2 separate regions of the Homo sapiens genome follow, and region 1 is linked to region 2. A link is a loop called in an ENCODE intact Hi-C map of the cell type or tissue named here. Cell type or tissue: HCT116. All regions are shown on one strand. Links, peaks and the distances in the headings refer to the core of each region. The heading gives the core; the rest is flanking DNA.

What was found. A loop is a pair of places that touch in the nucleus more often than their neighbours do. Peaks named below come from ENCODE experiments on the same cell type or tissue, not always from the same donor. Only the 100,000 strongest peaks of a DNase experiment are listed, where the experiment ranks them.
Region 1: it touches region 2 in a loop (3-fold over the local background); 2 of 110 quality-filtered maps call a loop at or near these places.

The regions. Positions count from the first base shown.
Region 1 is chr2:232,900,900-232,903,699 of GRCh38, forward strand. The region is part of intron 5 of NGEF (neuronal guanine nucleotide exchange factor); the gene reads right to left. Among named protein-coding and RNA genes, the nearest start is that of SNORC, 32 kb to the left of the region's middle. RefSeq lists enhancers at 1-135, 136-759, 641-1,840. In HCT116, for the core only: no CTCF peak of the experiment used is centred there; a DNase peak (open chromatin) is centred at 1,262; H3K4me3 peaks cover 1,120 bases; H3K27ac peaks cover 1,826 bases.
Region 2 is chr2:233,027,584-233,030,383 of GRCh38, forward strand. No RefSeq gene overlaps it. Among named protein-coding and RNA genes, the nearest start is that of NEU2, 3.7 kb to the right of the region's middle. In HCT116, for the core only: a CTCF peak has its summit at 1,452 (motif pointing left); a DNase peak (open chromatin) is centred at 1,458.

The sequences.
Region 1 (2,800 bases), core at 143-2,642, 130 kb before region 2:
AGGCAGCGCGGGCCACGGGGCTGCTCTGGGGTGGTGACGTCCGGCGGCCTCAGATCAGCCAGGTCCCGGAGTTAGGGCCGCCTACACCACCCTGTTCAAGTCACACATTTGAAAAACAAAAGAGACCCATCAGCAAGAGGTCACAAAAGAGGAACCAGGACACCAAGAAAAGTCTGCAGGAAGCCAACCTGCTCCTGATGGAGAAAGGCGGAAGCTTTACCAGCTCTAACACCCAAAGAGCGACGGGCTTTTACGCAGCCCGCGGGCCCCAATTCCCTGTTACTTAAGGCAGTTCAGCTTGTCCTGCAGTTCACGGTCAAACATGGGCCATGCTGCCTGGCCGGCCGGGACTACAGTGTCTGTCCTCGGAGTCCCACTCCTGCCTCCGCACTCGGATCAACCCTGCGTTCCCCACCCTCAGCAAAGCTCGAGGCTGCGCGATTTCTCCTCCCCGCTCTTTACCTACACGGTCTCCTTATGATCCAGGGTTCGCCGTGGACCTCTGGGCCGTGCATTCCAGCCTGATTTGGGTTGTTTTTTTGGCTTCTCCCGACCCCTGTGTTAACAAATCACTGCTGTCTCTGATGCTGTGACCTTCGATGCGTTGTTGCAGCTGCGTCACCAGGGTGACATCTGCGGGGGTCGGAGCCAAAGGCCAGCAGACCGTGGACTGAAGGGCGGGCTCACTGGCTGCCCTCCACCTTCCTCACGGCCAGGAAACAAAACGTAGCCCCTTCCCCACAAGGGTTCTGCGAGGTCCCTTCCCATCCACCCGTGTGCCAGGCCCTCCCCACACAGGTCACCCCCAGTCCTGGGCATCAGGGCACTGGCCTGGAGCCCAACTTAGTTCACTGGCTTTTGCCTGGAGGGAGGGAGGGGATGAAGAGAAGGCCAGGCAGAATGCCAAGGGTCTAAGGCGTCCTTCCGGGACTCCCTTAGAGGCTGTGGGGACGTCGCCGTGACACCTCAGCACAGGCCCTACCATCCAGGCTCCGTGTCTCCAGTATGCTGCTGGGAGCTATCAGGGCCACCTGGGCCGCTGAAGACCCGGCCTCAGTCTGTCCTCGGCAGGGCAGTGGCTGGGGTGTGTGTGGTACGGGGATCACCATGGCCCACTCCTCTCTCTCCTCTAGCAGCTGGGGCCAGAGCCAGAGCCAGGGGCGCAGGGCGCTCCCAAGCTCTCCACTCTCTGCTCCTGCCCCACAGAGTCCTCTTGCTGCAGCCGCCCTGGGGTGATTCACATCCTCTGTTCCCCAGGATGACTCAACAGCAAGGTCACAAAGTTGCCTCGGTGCCTGCTGCTGGTGCAGTCATTTACACTGCAGGCATCAGGATGCACGGAAGTGACTTTAAAAGGCTTCCAGTTAAGAAGAAACCCCTCAAAGGCTATCCTCCTTCTGCAGACAATGATGATGAAGTCGGACTCCAGAGCCAGAGCCCGAGCCCAGCCCGCTGCAGCGCAGTCTTTAGTGAATTCGAGGCCGGACTGAGCAGGTCCCGTGAGCAGCGTGGGGAGTGGGGGCTTGGCTGTCTGATGGGGGAGTGACAGCTAACCCCTTGGGTTGCTAAGGGACGAGGGGAGTCACATATTCAACGCAGCCATGGGATGCAGGCGCTGGGGGCCCAAACCCAAGCCTCGGCACTCACACACATCACAAATGCCAATTACTACGTTTTCTCAAGATGACCTGTTAATAAAATCATTCGCAAAAATGTTTACATGCTAAAATAAGTGTGTGTAAATTTAAAAAGACACATGCTTGAGAACATGTTCAGCCTGCCTCATGGCAAGAGAAATGTTATGTTAAAACCACAACGAGGCCGGGTGCGGTGGCTCACACCTGTAATCCCAATACTTTGGGAGGCCCAGGCGGGTGGATCACCTGAGGCCAGGAGTTCGATGGCCAACATGGTGAAACCCCGTCTCTACTAAAAATACAAAAGATTAGCCAGGCATGGTGGCCGGTGTCTGTAATCCCAGCTACTTGGGAGGCTCAGGTGGAAGAATCACTTGAACCTGGGAGGTGGAGGTTGCAGTGAGCTGAGATCGCGCCACTGCACTCCAGCATAAGTGACAGAGTGAGACTGTCTTAAAACAAAACAAAAACAAAACAAAACAAAAAATGTTTAATCTAGCACACTGGGTAAAGAGAAAATAGCTGGGTAAGGCACCACATTAGTGGCAGGGGACCAGCACACTCATATGTGGCTAGTGTGTGAAGGCAATTAGGCGATACCCTCTCAAAATTTAAAGAACATTTAACCTTTCACCCAACAATCCCACTTAGCAATTCCCTTAGCATTCCACTGTGTAGATGTTCAATCTTCCATGAGTATAAATAATGCTGCAATGAACACTCTCAGTACCCGGTATTTCCAACTGCAAATATCCATCAACAGGGACAGGTTAAATACATTATGGAACATCTAAACAGTGGAGCCCAGAAAACTGCAAAAATGAGGGTGCTCTATTTGGATGGAGATGGAAAGATATGGTCAGTATTTTAATACTAGTTTACATTTGTGTGACATGAGGGCACACACACACACACACACACACACCTGAATATGTGTCTGACGAGGGAACTGGGTGGCCCAGGACAGGAGTGGGAGAAAGACTTTCACTGAGAGTCCTTTTGCACCTTTTGAACTTCCTGTCAGGTGCATACATTTTTTAACCAAAAGATAAATTTAAAAAAATGCTACCTGCCTACTTTGCTACTTTGTTAAAACAGGTATTGGTATTTGCTTTCTAACGCCTAGCTGACGTTTTAGGTAATGGCCACGTCCACCTCAAAGC
Region 2 (2,800 bases), core at 177-2,676:
TCCCCTATTGGGTAGGGTTGGACCGCACAGGCTAAACTAATTCCTATTGGCCAATTTAAAGGGAATGATGGGATAAGTGATTTGGCGGGAATCAGGGCAGAGCAGGTAGCAGGTAATCGGAATAATCGGAATGAGTCAGGGTGGAAAGGTAATCGAAAAAGGTTGCTTTATGAGGAAGTTAAGTTTAAAAGTAGAAGGCAAAGAATTGAACATACTGACATATTAATTCTTTGAAAAGAAATTTAGAACTCATATCTAACAGTGCCTTGTTGCTGCATCCCCTGGAGGGGATGAACACTGTGTCCTCACATGGTGGAGGGGGACAAACCACTTCCCCAAATTCTTTCATAAAGGTTCTAGTCTCTTCCATCCTCACGGCCTGGTCCTACCTCTTAATACTATTGCTTTGGGAATTAAGTTTTGACATGAATTTTGAAGAGGATACAAGCATTCAAACCATAGCTGTGGTGTAGCCATACAATCAAATATTACTGAGCCATGAAAAGGAATGAGGTACTGACCCATGCTACAACCTGCACGAATCTTGGAAACATGGTGCTTGGTGGAAGATGCCAGTCCACGGGCCGCATAGCATATGACTGCATTTACATGAAATGGCCAGAATAGGCAAATCCAGAGAGACAGGACATAGATGAGTGGTTGCCAGGCGCTGAGGGGACTGGGTAATGGAGTGTAAATCAGAAGTAAAATGCTAAGCCCCCTCAGCCAACTGAGTGGACCCTTCCTCAGCTAAGGGCATTCCCAAGTTAACCTGAAAAACTAGTTCAGACCATGATGGGGAGTGGGGGTCAGAGGTCAGACGTGTCTCCCACCTTCCTCCTTTTGGAATTCAGATACAGCTGACCAGCATTAACATTAAAACAAATCTTTTTTTTTTTTTTTGAGGCGGAGTCTCGCTCTATCACCCAGGCTGGAGTGCTCACTGCAACCTCCGCCTCCCAGGTTCAAGCAATTCTCCTGCCTCAGCCTCCCAAGTAGCTGGGATTACAGGCATGTGCCACCATGCCTGAGTAATTTTTGTATTTTTAGTAGAGACAGGGATTCTTTCATGTTGTCCAGTCTGGTCTTGAACTCCTGACCTCAGATGATCCACCTGCCTCGGCCTCCCAAAGTGTTGGGATTACAGGCGTGAGCCACCGCACCTGACTAAAACAGATCTTAAGGCTGATGAAACAGACTTTTTGTAGCAATAAGACACCAAATTCCAAACTAACTCTAGTATAGCATCAGGACAGATAGCAGGTCCTGAATGAAATTAAAGTATTTTACCCCCAAATGTATTTCTTTGACTTATTTTGAAATGGCCCTGCAAAGCTGTCTCTTGTGAGGAAACATCTGCATTCTGTAGAGAATCCCCTTCCCTTTCCAGGCCTTTTCCTGATCCAGGAGAGAATTAACTAAGACTCTGGCATCTTTTTAGGTCTGCGAAGAGCTCTGAAGCCTGCCACCTGGCGGCCTCTGCGTGATGAGACCTTGGTCTCCACAACAGCTCATCTTTTTTTTTTGAGACGGAGTCTCCCTCGGTCGCCCAGGCTGGAGTGCAGTGGCGCAATCTCGGCTCACTGCAAGCTCCGCCTCCCGGGTTCATGCCATTCTCCTGCCTCAGCCTCCCGAGTAGCTGGGACTACAGGCGCCCACCACCACACCCACCTAATTTTTGTATTTTTAGTAGAGACGGGGTTTCACCGTTTTAGCCAGGATGGTCTCGATCTCCTGACCTCGTGATCCGCCTATCTCAGCCTCCCATAGTGCTGGGATTACAGGCATGAGCCACTGCGCCCAGCTAACCGCTCATCTTAACCCGACATTCCTTTCTACTGATTCCAGGTCTTTAGATAAACTCTTTTGACCAACTGCCAATCAGAAAATTTTTGGAATCTACCTATGATCTGGAAACTGCCTTCCCTACTCCCACCTCAAGTTGTCCCGCCTTTCCAGACGGAACCAATGTACATCCTACATGTATTGATTTATGTCTTAAGTCTCCCTAAAATGTATAAAACCAAGCTGTACTCTGACCACGTTGGGCACATAGGATCTCCTGGGGCTGTGTCACGAGCCATTTGTTACTCATACTTGGCTATAAATCTCTTTTATAGCCAAATATATAAATAGTATAGTATAGTATAGTATAAATCTCTTCAAATATTTTACAGAGTTTGACTGTTTTCATTGACAGGGGAGTGATTGCTCACAGGTATGGGATTTCTTTTGGGGTGGTGAAAATATTCTGGAATTGGATAGTGGTGATGGCTGTATAACTTTATGAAAATACTAAAAAAACCACTGAATCATACACTTCTCAAACTCCTGAGCTTAGGTGATCCACCCGCCTCGGCCTCCCAAAGTGCTGGGATTCCAGGCGTGAGCCGCTGCACCCAGCCTGAATCATACACTTCTAAAAGGTACATTTTATAATATGTGAATTATATCTCTATTTTATTTTATTTTTTGTTTCGAGACAGGGTCTCACTCTGTTGCCCAGGCTGGAGTGCAGTTGTGCTATCTCAGCTGACTGCAACCTTCACCTCTCAGGCTCAAGCAATCCTTCCACCTCAGCCTCCCGAGTAGCTGGAACTACAGACATGTGTCACCATGACTGGCTAATGTTTGTATTTTTTGTAGAGATGGGGTTTTGCCATGTTGCCCAGGCTGGTCTGGAACTTCTGGACTCTAGCAATCCACCTGCCTCTGCCTCTCCCACTGCTGGGATTACAGGCGTGAGCCACTGTGCCTGGTCACATATCTCAATTGTAAGCATTGAGAGTGGTTCTCTTCT